4 separate regions of the Homo sapiens genome follow, and all the other regions are linked to region 1. Evidence: chromatin contacts called from ENCODE Hi-C or POLR2A ChIA-PET data. All regions are on one chromosome and are shown on one strand. Each heading gives the region's core, a stretch centred on a gene start or an enhancer-like site at or near the end of the contact. The rest is flanking DNA. Distances are from core to core; before and after follow the strand shown. Region 1 holds the start of MYORG (myogenesis regulating glycosidase). Region 2 holds the start of GNE (glucosamine (UDP-N-acetyl)-2-epimerase/N-acetylmannosamine kinase). Region 3 holds the start of CLTA (clathrin light chain A). Region 4 holds the start of B4GALT1 (beta-1,4-galactosyltransferase 1).

Evidence for each region. Hi-C counts contacts between places; a loop is a spot of excess contacts on that map. ChIA-PET counts read pairs that join two places held with the same protein, here RNA polymerase II (POLR2A). Pooled maps may share reads with other maps.
Region 2: a loop to region 1 is called in a map of CD8-positive, alpha-beta T cell, with 9 times the contacts of the local background. The contact joins the promoter of GNE here to the promoter of MYORG in region 1. A Hi-C loop is called at or near these places in 1 of 168 maps with a recorded cell type or tissue (CD8-positive, alpha-beta T cell), 1 of 37 single-sample maps with no recorded cell type and 7 of 50 pooled maps.
Region 3: a loop to region 1 is called in a map of naive thymus-derived CD4-positive, alpha-beta T cell, with 8 times the contacts of the local background. The contact joins the promoter of CLTA here to the promoter of MYORG in region 1. A Hi-C loop is called at or near these places in 1 of 168 maps with a recorded cell type or tissue (naive thymus-derived CD4-positive, alpha-beta T cell) and 7 of 50 pooled maps. POLR2A ChIA-PET finds 5 or more read pairs at or near these places in 1 of 52 experiments (MCF 10A).
Region 4: a loop to region 1 is called in a map of CD4-positive, alpha-beta T cell, with 9 times the contacts of the local background. The contact joins the promoter of B4GALT1 here to the promoter of MYORG in region 1. A Hi-C loop is called at or near these places in 2 of 168 maps with a recorded cell type or tissue (CD4-positive, alpha-beta T cell and CD4-positive, alpha-beta memory T cell) and 7 of 50 pooled maps. POLR2A ChIA-PET finds 5 or more read pairs at or near these places in 1 of 52 experiments (RWPE1).

The regions. Positions count from the first base shown.
Region 1 is chr9:34,375,634-34,378,163 of GRCh38, reverse strand. MYORG (myogenesis regulating glycosidase) reads left to right here and starts at 1,266. Exons shown (of 2, transcript NM_020702.5): 1 at 1,266-1,371. RefSeq lists a silencer at 902-1,291 and enhancers at 1,337-1,917, 1,918-2,499.
Region 2 is chr9:36,257,184-36,259,713 of GRCh38, reverse strand. GNE (glucosamine (UDP-N-acetyl)-2-epimerase/N-acetylmannosamine kinase) reads left to right here and starts at 1,266. Exons shown (of 12, transcript NM_005476.7): 1 at 1,266-1,393. It overlaps LOC124902150 (a long non-coding RNA gene), which reads right to left and starts at 1,104. Exons shown (of 3, transcript XR_007061473.1): 1 at 963-1,104. RefSeq lists an enhancer at 836-1,065 and a silencer at 1,366-1,525.
Region 3 is chr9:36,189,651-36,192,180 of GRCh38, reverse strand. It overlaps CLTA (clathrin light chain A), which reads right to left and starts at 1,260. Exons shown (of 5, transcript NM_001833.4): 1 at 908-1,260. The coding sequence starts at 1,124. RefSeq lists enhancers at 1,065-1,284, 1,000-1,625.
Region 4 is chr9:33,166,070-33,168,599 of GRCh38, reverse strand. It overlaps B4GALT1 (beta-1,4-galactosyltransferase 1), which reads left to right and starts at 1,264. Exons shown (of 6, transcript NM_001497.4): 1 at 1,264-1,842. The coding sequence starts at 1,431. It overlaps B4GALT1-AS1 (B4GALT1 antisense RNA 1), which reads right to left and starts at 1,652. Exons shown (of 3, transcript NR_108110.1): 1 at 1,554-1,652. RefSeq lists enhancers at 681-760, 283-847, 831-930, 848-1,413 and silencers at 1,081-1,480, 1,239-1,512.

The DNA of each region.
Region 1 (2,530 bases), core at 17-2,516:
AACCAAGGACATTGAGGCTGCAGTGAGCTATGTTAACGCCACTGCACTCCAGCCTGGGCGACAGAGCGAGACCCTCTCTCAAAAAAATAAAGACCGGACGCGGTGGCCCACACTTGTAATCCCAGCACTTTGGGAGGCCGAGGCAGGTAGATCACCTGAGGTCAGGAGTTTGAGACCAGCCTGACCAACATGGTGAAACTCTGTCTCTACTAAAAATACAAAATTAGCCAGGCGCGGTGGTGCGTGCCTGTAATCCCAGCTACTTGGGAGGCTGAGGCAGGAGAATTGCTTGAACCCGGGAGGCGGAGTTTGCAGTGAGCTGAGATCGTGCCATTGTACTCCAGCCTGGGCAACAAGAACGAAACTCAAAAATAAATAAATATAAAAATAAAATAAAATAAAAAAGAAATGAAACCTCAGAGTCTTGCCCAGCCCCCGGGGAGAGGGGCATGGCGGGGCACACCCACTTTCCCGCAGCTTGGGCATTTCTAACTAAAGGCTGTAACTTAGGAGGAGGGGCTGGACCCTATAAATAACTAGTCTGGGGGTAGCGGTCTGGGAGGCGGGTGACGTTGCAAAACACCGAGCAGAAACCGGTCTTCTCAGTCCCTGACCTCGGACACCGCTGGTTTGGTCCGGTGGGAACCGACAGCTTGGACTCGCGGCGGGTTGGAACTACAGCTCCCTCCGTGGGGCCCTCGATTGGAAGCACCTGCATTGGGAGCTGAGATACTCGCGGAATTCCGCCACCACTTTTCCGTATGGAAAGCTGAGGGCTTGTGAGAGCGTTATACCGATATGGCCTCCACCTGTCCAAACCGGGAAGGAAGGAATTCCAATGGCCAGCTCTGCTCCTTTACCCTGCAGCTCTCTCCCTCTCATCCTCATTCCAAACCTAGCCTAGAGGTGCAAGAACCCCAACCTTCCGCAGCTGCTCCTTTCTGCAGAACTACATGTCCCAGCAGGCCTGGGGCCGAGCCCCGCCCGCTTGCGGGTTAGCAGTGGCCCAGGAGGGGCGGGCCCGCCGGCGGGAGTCGGAGCCGCGGGGCGCAGGACTGAGCAAGCCTGAAATGCCAGGGGCAGAGCACAGAGCGGTGGGAGGAAGGTGGGGCTGAGGGGCGGGGCCACAGATCCGCCTGATAACCTGGGAGGAGGGGTCGAACGTCAAGGGCAGGGCTGGACTCTGAGGCCCGAGACGAGACTGGATGACTGGGGCGTGGCCGAGGAACCCCAGGGCGGGACCCGAGGAGGGGCTGTGCCCTGCCAGACAGAGCCCCGCGCGGCGCGGCGGCAGCTTCACTCTGGTTCAAGCGCAGGGGATCGGCGGGAAGCTCTTTCACCCCCGCTTCTGCCGGGCTGTAACTGCAATGGGTGAGCCCAGCGGGAGGGCTGTGGGGGGCGGGGGGCTGCTGAAGGAGCACGATTCCTGAACTTTCGCTCCCACCGATGAATGGGTGGAGCGAGCCTGAACACCTGGGCCCATCCCACGGCCGCGATTCCCGCGGGGCGACAGGTCCCTTGACCTCGGTCGGCCCCTTCGGACAGTATAGCCTTCAGGGCGGGGTAGGGAGGGCGGCTGTGGAGTATTCCAGGCTATGTAGGCAGTCACTCGATCCCCGCGGATACCGTCGCCTGGCAGGAGAGGGAGATGGGCCGGATCGAGTTGCCTTTGACATTTCCATCCCCCCGGGAACTGTGTCCAACTAACGATTCTACTTGGAATGGCCTCCCCTCAGTTGAGTCGGGCGGGGCCCTCCCCCTCAGACCAGACTAGCTGTGGCAGCCAAGGCTGAGGTTGAGTGTCCGGTGGGGAGAGGCTCAGCAGGGGCAGAGCCCAGACTCCACCTGGCGGAGGCGGCAGATTACAGAGGTCTCTGGCACCACTGTTAACACCGGAACCACAGACTTCCTCCCCCAAAGCCCCGGTACCAGATGCCATTAAAATTGCCCTCTTTGCTGCCCTCGTGGTCTTCGTGGTCCGCGTGGAGCAAGCAGCAGCACCAGCCCTTGGAAAGACAGGCCTCACCATGCCATGTCCATCTGATGGAAGCTGGTCCCACCAGCTCAGCCCCAGGGCTCCTTTCTGCTACTGCATTCAGGCAGCCAGGTCAGATCATTATCTCCCATCTCCTAAAACTTACACTGTGGAGAGCTGGGCTGGGATTTTAGATCCAGGCAGCCTTGATACCTGGCTAACTTCAGACAAGTTCCTTTTTCTGTTTGGGCCACGTTTCCTCACCTGTAAAATGGACACTGCAGCTATGTCTGCTGTTCCACATTGTTGATAGAACTGGATGCTGTGGTGACATTTGGGACACTATCATGGTGCCTGGGGTGGGTGGGTGCCCAGGCCTGTGGGCTTCTGTCTTTCATCAAAGAACTTCAGATCCCAGAAAATTAAGATTCTCAAAACATAACTGTCGGAAAGGGCTTTTGAATCCACCTTGGTGGCCTCTTCCTGCCTCCAGGGCTCATGAGATAGGCTGACTTCATATGAAAGTTTTGAGGATGAGGAAGTCTCTCTCCTCTT
Region 2 (2,530 bases), core at 17-2,516, 1.9 Mb before region 1:
ACTCCAGCCTGGGCGATAGAGTGGGACCCTGTCTCAAAAACAAACAAACAAACAAAAAAGAAATCTGATAGCACTTCCTTGCAAAAATCCCTTAATGTCTTTTCTTTTGTGGCTAATGTGACCTTTTCGTGGCTCCAAGCTAGCCACAGGAGAACTAAGAGTTCATAAGTATTTTACAAATTAGAGCTTCATTATTAATTGAAATGCATCACAAACTGCAGTTTGATGAGATTTGAAATTTGCTGTACAGCAAGAAATCTCAATGAACTGTTAGACTTAGTTTCACCTGTGGTAAATTTTTAATGGTTGTAAAAAAAAAAAGATGTTAATATTTTGTATCATCAACTTCATTCAAAGTTTCTTGTCAATGGTGACTCAGGAATCTGTTGCCCAGGTTGGTCTCGAACTCCTGGCCTCAAGCTAGCCTTCTCACTTGGCTTCCTAAAATGCTGGGAGTGACTCAGAAATTTGAAAGGGTCATTAAAAAGTCTTAAAGCCTGATTCGGTGGCATGGTCCTGTAGTCCCAGCTACTCAGAAGGCTGAAGCCAGAAAAGATGGCTTGAGGCCAGGAGCTCGAGTGCTGCCTGGACAACATAGTGAGACCCTTGTCTCAAAAACAACAGCAACCCAAAGTCTTATTTATCTTCAGGAGCTGCGCAAGCCCTTTACCACCGCCACGTTTCTCCCTGGATGTCCCTAGGCCTCGGGACTGGCTGGGAGTTCCCTGTAGTGGAGGCCGCCGCTGAACTGATTATAAAGATGAGAGAGGCTCTGCCATGCCTTGGTCATCAATTCACACTCCACCAGTGTCTTCTAGCAGTCACGGCAAGGGTTAACGTCAGGGACCGCTGTGGGGTGGCCGCGCTACACGACAGTATAGTTGCGGTCCTGGTTTATGAAATAACTGAGGGAACAAGAGGCGCAAGAAATCCCTCCTTGGGTGCAAGACCAAAACAACTACCCAGCGGGAAGACTCGGGCTTCAGTGCGTGTGTCGCCAGTGGAGGAGGACGCTTCGGGGCGGGAGCACAAGCTGGCAGGACAGCCCCGCAGCAGCTCCAGCGCGGCAGAGGCCATGGAAGATGGTCCGCTGGTCAGCACCCTGCCTGCGCCTCAAAATACCGCCGGGAAGGTGGGGGACGGGGACGGGAGCAGCCAATCACGCGAGCTCTCTCGGGTGGCGTCAGGGCGCGATCGCGGATTCGGCACTCCGGGTGGGCGTGGCTGGGCGAGCGAGGAGTGGGGACAAGGTCGAGCGACGAGTCGTCTACCCGCGCGCCCGAGCGCGGAAACCGAGGGGCAGGCTCGCGCTCTGCCTGCTTCGTGGCGCTTGGTTCGTCCCTCGCCCGAGGAGCGCGGTGGCGGCGTGGGAGGGAGCCTCTGACGGCGTCTGGTGAGAGCCGCGCGGCGGCGTGGGACTCCGGGAGAGCATCCTGCCCACCCCCAGGGCCGCCTCCCCCGGCCTCCTGCCCCAGGCCTCCCCTCCCCGGCCGCTTTCCACCCCACCGCGCCCCGAGGCCCACACTGGACCCGGCTCTCGCCCAATGTCCTGCAGGCCTCACCATAGGGCACCTCTTTGGCCCAATTCAGGGCTCCGCCGTGTGGCTCGGGGTGGGCCCTGATGAGCAGGGGAGGGGATGTAGAGGGAGGCCCAGGTTGACTTGTCCCCTGGAACAGTGCTGTCCAATCAGGGGGGATGCTGACTGTCCCGTTAGGAGCGGGGCGGGGCGAGAGAGGGTGGAGAACTGCCTGGCAGGCGAGCTGTCCTGGCGTGAAAAGGCTGGGCTAAAAGGTCCCCTCCCTGCTCTGAGTCTACATTCTGAGTCTGGGCTTCCTTGTATATTTGAGAAACGTTAATTCCCCGCCCTCACCCCAATTTTTTTTTTTTTTTTTTTTTTTTTTTTTTTTTTTGAGACTGAGTCTCGCTCTGTCGCCCAGGCTGGAGTGCAGTGGCGCGATCTCGGCTCACTGCAAGCTCCGCCTCCCAGGTTCACGCCATTCTCCTGCCTCAGCCTCCCGAGTAGCTGGGACTACAGGCGCCCACCACCACGCCCGGCTAATTTTTTGTATTTTTAGTAGAGACGGGGTTTCACCATGTTAGCCAGGATGGTCTCGATCTCCTGACCTCGTGATCCGCCCACCTCGGCCTCCCAAAGTGCTGGGATTACAGGCGTGAGCCACCGCGCCCGGCCCCTCCCCCCAGTTTTACGCTTGTAAAATTGTTAGAACACAAGAACGTATTTTTTACTACTCTGGTAGGAGGGGTGGGGTACAGTTTCGCAGTATAGGTAACTCGTTAACCCAACTGTAGGAGCGCCGCAGTTGAAGCCAAACCGAATTATAGCGTCGGAATGGGGCCCTGACTTTCAGACAGCTTTATATAGCTCTTTCCTTCTTATTCCTTTGAGTCCCATCCTCATTGCACTGATGAAAGGGCGATTTATCATGTTTTCGAGGAAGATTTGTACTCATGGATGTTTATGGAATGAACAGACACAAGGCAAACACTGGGTGTGGGACAGTGTTCTGA
Region 3 (2,530 bases), core at 11-2,510, 1.8 Mb before region 1:
TTGGAATTTTTTAAGTGAATGAAAAGCCGTATTTCATTTCTTCTAGCTAAATTTCCTACTTCTTTGTATTATTAAGTAGGTCTTTTCCACTCATGATCCTAAGCATCACACACAGGTTAAGGCATCCAAAGGTCAAACTGCCATCCTACCTGCCCCATTTTTACTTGAGTTTGGCTGAGAACATTCTCTATTCACCTCTTCATCCCTCCCTGATTGGTTTAGGCTAATCTTGGGTTCTGCTTAGGCAATATTGCCTACCAAAGCTGTTCCCAGAGGAAGAGCTCCAGAAGTCCTAGCTGTAAATCAATCGCTCAACGATAGCAAACTCCTACCGCGCTTGGCAGTTCTTTCTCCAGACCTAGATCATCTTTCGAGTTCCCTACTCCCTCCTTCCTCCTCGTAATCCAACACTCTGTACACCTTAAGTGCTTAAATGCTGAACTGCATTGCTACTTTTGTTTGTATCTCTCAAAAACGATATTTCCATTCTTATTTTTTTCCGCCCTCCTTTTCTAATAACGAGTTCTGTGCTCGGCTCAGACTTATAAGCTTATAAGTCTGGAAAAACTGCGCCAATGCGGTTGCTTCAGAGACCGGACTAAAGGCACAGCAAATGCTTAATGAAAAGTTGCTGAATTGAACGGGCTTCTTCCGGCTCCGGAGCCTGCCACCCTACACTTGCTTTCTCGCTCCGCCCGCGCCCAGAAGCACTCAAACATGCTGAGAACCGAACAGGCTTCTCGAGCCTAGGTTTCTGAAAGACCGGGCCAGGGTCTCGTTTCCTGTTTGCACTGCTCCCTAACCTCCTAATTCAGCAAGGAGCACGAGTCACACAGAAGCTCTCGGACCCACTGTGGACCGAGTTTCCAGACAAGTCCTCTCGCCCCAAACGCGCCCGCACTCTCACCCGGACCCCCCGGCGGCTCGCCGTGCGGCTGGGGCCCGGGGGCGCCGCCGTCCAGGATGGCGAAGGCCTCGTCGTTCTCGATGCCCGCAATCTCGCTCTCTTGCTGCGCCAAGAAGGCCGCAGCCGGGTCTTCTTCGCCGGCGCCGGCCACTCCGTTCCCCAGCGCGGGACCGCCAGGGGCGCCGGCAGGGGCGCCGAACGGATCCAGCTCAGCCATGGCGGGCAACTGAACGGCACGGACACCAACGGTGAGACAAAAACCAACCGACCCACCGACACCACGCCCGGCAGCCACCGCTGTGGTGCCGACTGGGAGAGGAGGACAAGCGCCAGGAGGGAGACGGGTAAAGCGGAAGCCCTACCCGTGTATCCGGTCGGTCTAGGCGGTGTTGCAGAGCCGAAAAGGGAACAACCAATCAGAGGACAACAATGGTTCAGGAGCTACCCAATCAGCAAGTGGAGGGGCGGTCCCCCTAAAACAACTCGTGACTGGGGTAGGGCGGGAGGTGAGGGAGGTGAGCTGCGCGGGCCCCGGGAGGCGGAAGTGCTGCCTGATAGGGAGCGTCCTACCCACCCCGTCTGCTGGAGCTGGACTGACCAGGGACGGCCACCCCTGAGGGGACTCTAGTGCTGCACTGGGAGGTGAGGTGAAGTTAGGGCAGCGACGATTGGCCGATTACTGAAGAGGCATGCCACTTAGGCTTTCTGAACCTCAGTTTCCTCATTCGTAAAATAGAAACAAGAATCCTGCTCTTGCGCCCCCTCCCGGGATTATTAGAAGATTGAATCCTAAAAAAAAAGAAGAAGAAGATTGAATCCTTTTATGGATTTGAGGGTCCCTGGCTTTATAAATTTAAAATATTTAATTCTTTCAGCCAGCCTGGATTATTTGCTCCCTTAGAGCCCATAGATTTACTGTAATTGATTCAGTCCACTCCGATTTTTCTCGCCCATAAGTATTTTTATTTAAAAATGAATATATCTTATCTTCTTCAACGAAGCACTTTTGCAGCCATTACGTCTTTTCGGAGCTAGACAGAAGTTACTAAACCTGGAAAATTCCTTAAGGATCACTTGCTTCAAAGGGAGACACGGTGGCCCTGCTGTTCAAGGAGCGTCAGTGACCCAGAGAGTCAGTGACCAAGAGGAAACGCCTGTCTCCTGGGGACTTCCAAGATACTAGCTACAGTCTCTTATATTTACACCTTTCCTCCCTAAGGACAGCAGGAAAAAGAAAGTTCCGTGTTTCTTTTTAAATCAGGGAGATGTTAATAGCTACATGGCTCATTTTGTCTACACCACAGAAATAACAGTGGTTCCAGTTAATCATGCTCATGTTGAGGGGGAGTGCTTATGCAGGGGCCACCAGAAGACCCCTCTCCTTCACTACCACCACCACCACCCTAAGAAATGAAAAGCCAAAAAAAGAAACCAAAAAACCAGAGGTCAACAAGAAGCTTCCAGAGGTAGTCAGCAGGGGACAAGAAAGTGTTTTTATAAAAAACGCACATATCTTTGATGACAAAAAAAAAGGGATAGCTATGAAGGAAAAATGAAGCAAATAAAAATTATTTAAAGCATATATTTACTTAAAGCATAATTTTAAAGTCATTTAAAGTATGA
Region 4 (2,530 bases), core at 15-2,514, 1.2 Mb after region 1:
AAAGTTGATTCTGTATGATCACAACCAAAGTGTCAACTCATAAGCCTTATTTTCTCATCTGTGAAATGGACACCGTAACACCACCTACTTCATGGCAGATAGTACTGGCACACAGCAAACTCTCAAAATAAGGTAGCTACTGTTATTCCCTGATGGTTGGCTGCCAGAGCCCTCAACTTCCCTATCCACATTACTGACAGCACCTCCATGAGTCTTTCTCTGGGGTGAGGTGTCTCTGCTCACTCAGGGCCTGAGGCCTCTGGGTCAAATCGAGGTCAAGTGGCTTCAGTGCCTAAGTCTCTCACCCACACAGCCTTCAGCCCTTACTTGCAAATCAACAAAGGGTAAACCTGTAGAAAACATGGGTTTCGGAGCCAGAATTCTGCCTCTTGCCAGCTGTGGGCTCTTAGGAAAGTTTCTTAATCTGCCGGGGCCCCACTCTACGACATGGGGAGAACTGCTACTTCATGGGACAGTGGGTAGCCCAGTGTAGACTGTAACGCCGGCTGATCTCCTGCACGCTGGCCTGGGAGTTAGAGGCTTCTTGCTGCTCTCCTCTTCAAAGTATACAGGACTCCCGCCACACACACATCTGGAACCAAGCTGGTCTGAGAGCCCCTTATAGCCCAGGCTACCTGATGGGGAGGCACAGAAGTGGCAACCCGTCCACTTTCTTTGCCGCAGGACCCCCCGTTAAGCAGCGGGGTCCAGCCGGGCTGAGTTAGGGAGGGGGTTTCGAACGTGCCACTCCTCGCCCGGCGTCGAAGCCCGTTTCCTGGGTAACCTTTTTCTGCCTCTCTTCCTAGCCCACCAAGGCCCACTGGCCAGAACGCCGCCGCGGCCCCAAACCACTCCAGATAACCACCCGCCAGCTGTCCTCTCCGTTCTCTCCGCCGCCGCGCTGCAGGCCCAGGCTCGCACCCGAGTCCCTTCGCACCCCAGGAAGTGGCGCGGCCTGTCGAGGGCAGCGTGGAGGAGGAAGAGGAGGCGCGGCTCAACGCGACCGAAGCTCCGCCGCAAAGGCTCGGGAGGAAGAGGGCGGTGCGCGGCCAAGCGTCGGAGCTGCAGTCATACTCCGGGGACCCCACGACGGCGCCCCGCCCGCTGCCCACCCTCCCGAGGCCCCGCCCAGCGCGCCCATCCCGCCACGGGCTGCCCCGCCTTCCCGCCCTCGTCCAGAAAACCCCGCGCCCGGCCCCGCCCCCGCCTTCGCCGGGGCCCCGCCCCTCCCCTCTCCGCCGGCGCCTCGGGCGGCTTCTCGCCGCTCCCAGGTCTGGCTGGCTGGAGGAGTCTCAGCTCTCAGCCGCTCGCCCGCCCCCGCTCCGGGCCCTCCCCTAGTCGCCGCTGTGGGGCAGCGCCTGGCGGGCGGCCCGCGGGCGGGTCGCCTCCCCTCCTGTAGCCCACACCCTTCTTAAAGCGGCGGCGGGAAGATGAGGCTTCGGGAGCCGCTCCTGAGCGGCAGCGCCGCGATGCCAGGCGCGTCCCTACAGCGGGCCTGCCGCCTGCTCGTGGCCGTCTGCGCTCTGCACCTTGGCGTCACCCTCGTTTACTACCTGGCTGGCCGCGACCTGAGCCGCCTGCCCCAACTGGTCGGAGTCTCCACACCGCTGCAGGGCGGCTCGAACAGTGCCGCCGCCATCGGGCAGTCCTCCGGGGAGCTCCGGACCGGAGGGGCCCGGCCGCCGCCTCCTCTAGGCGCCTCCTCCCAGCCGCGCCCGGGTGGCGACTCCAGCCCAGTCGTGGATTCTGGCCCTGGCCCCGCTAGCAACTTGACCTCGGTCCCAGTGCCCCACACCACCGCACTGTCGCTGCCCGCCTGCCCTGAGGAGTCCCCGCTGCTTGGTAAGGACTCGGGTCGGCGCCAGTCGGAGGATTGGGACCCCCCCGGATTTCCCCGACAGGGTCCCCCAGACATTCCCTCAGGCTGGCTCTTCTACGACAGCCAGCCTCCCTCTTCTGGATCAGAGTTTTAAATCCCAGACAGAGGCTTGGGACTGGATGGGAGAGAAGGTTTGCGAGGTGGGTCCCTGGGGAGTCCTGTTGGAGGCGTGGGGCCGGGACCGCACAGGGAAGTCCCGAGGCCCCTCTAGCCCCAGAACCAGAGAAGGCCTTGGAGACTTCCCTGCTGTGGCCCGAGGCTCAGGAAGTTTTGGAGTTTGGGTCTGCTTAGGGCTTCGAGCAGCCTTGCACTGAGAACTCTGGTAGGGACCTCGAGTAATCCACTCCCTTTTGGGGACTGACGTGAGGCTCCCGGTGGGGAAGGAGACTGACCTCTCGGTTCACGTGTCTTGCCATAGAGCCACTCTCCTGAGTGGGTTTTTCTCCTGATCGTTTGGGCCAAGTGACTTCTCTCTGAACCTCATATTTCTCTTCTGGGATAATAAATGGTCACCCTTTCAAGGGGTTGTTTTGGAAGATATTGTGAACAATGGTAAATAAGGGCTTAATTAATGAGGGTAAGCCCTCAGTAAATTGTCACTGTGTGTTCATTTCTTCCTCTGTGTGGATCGTGACCGAGAGCCCTTCCCCC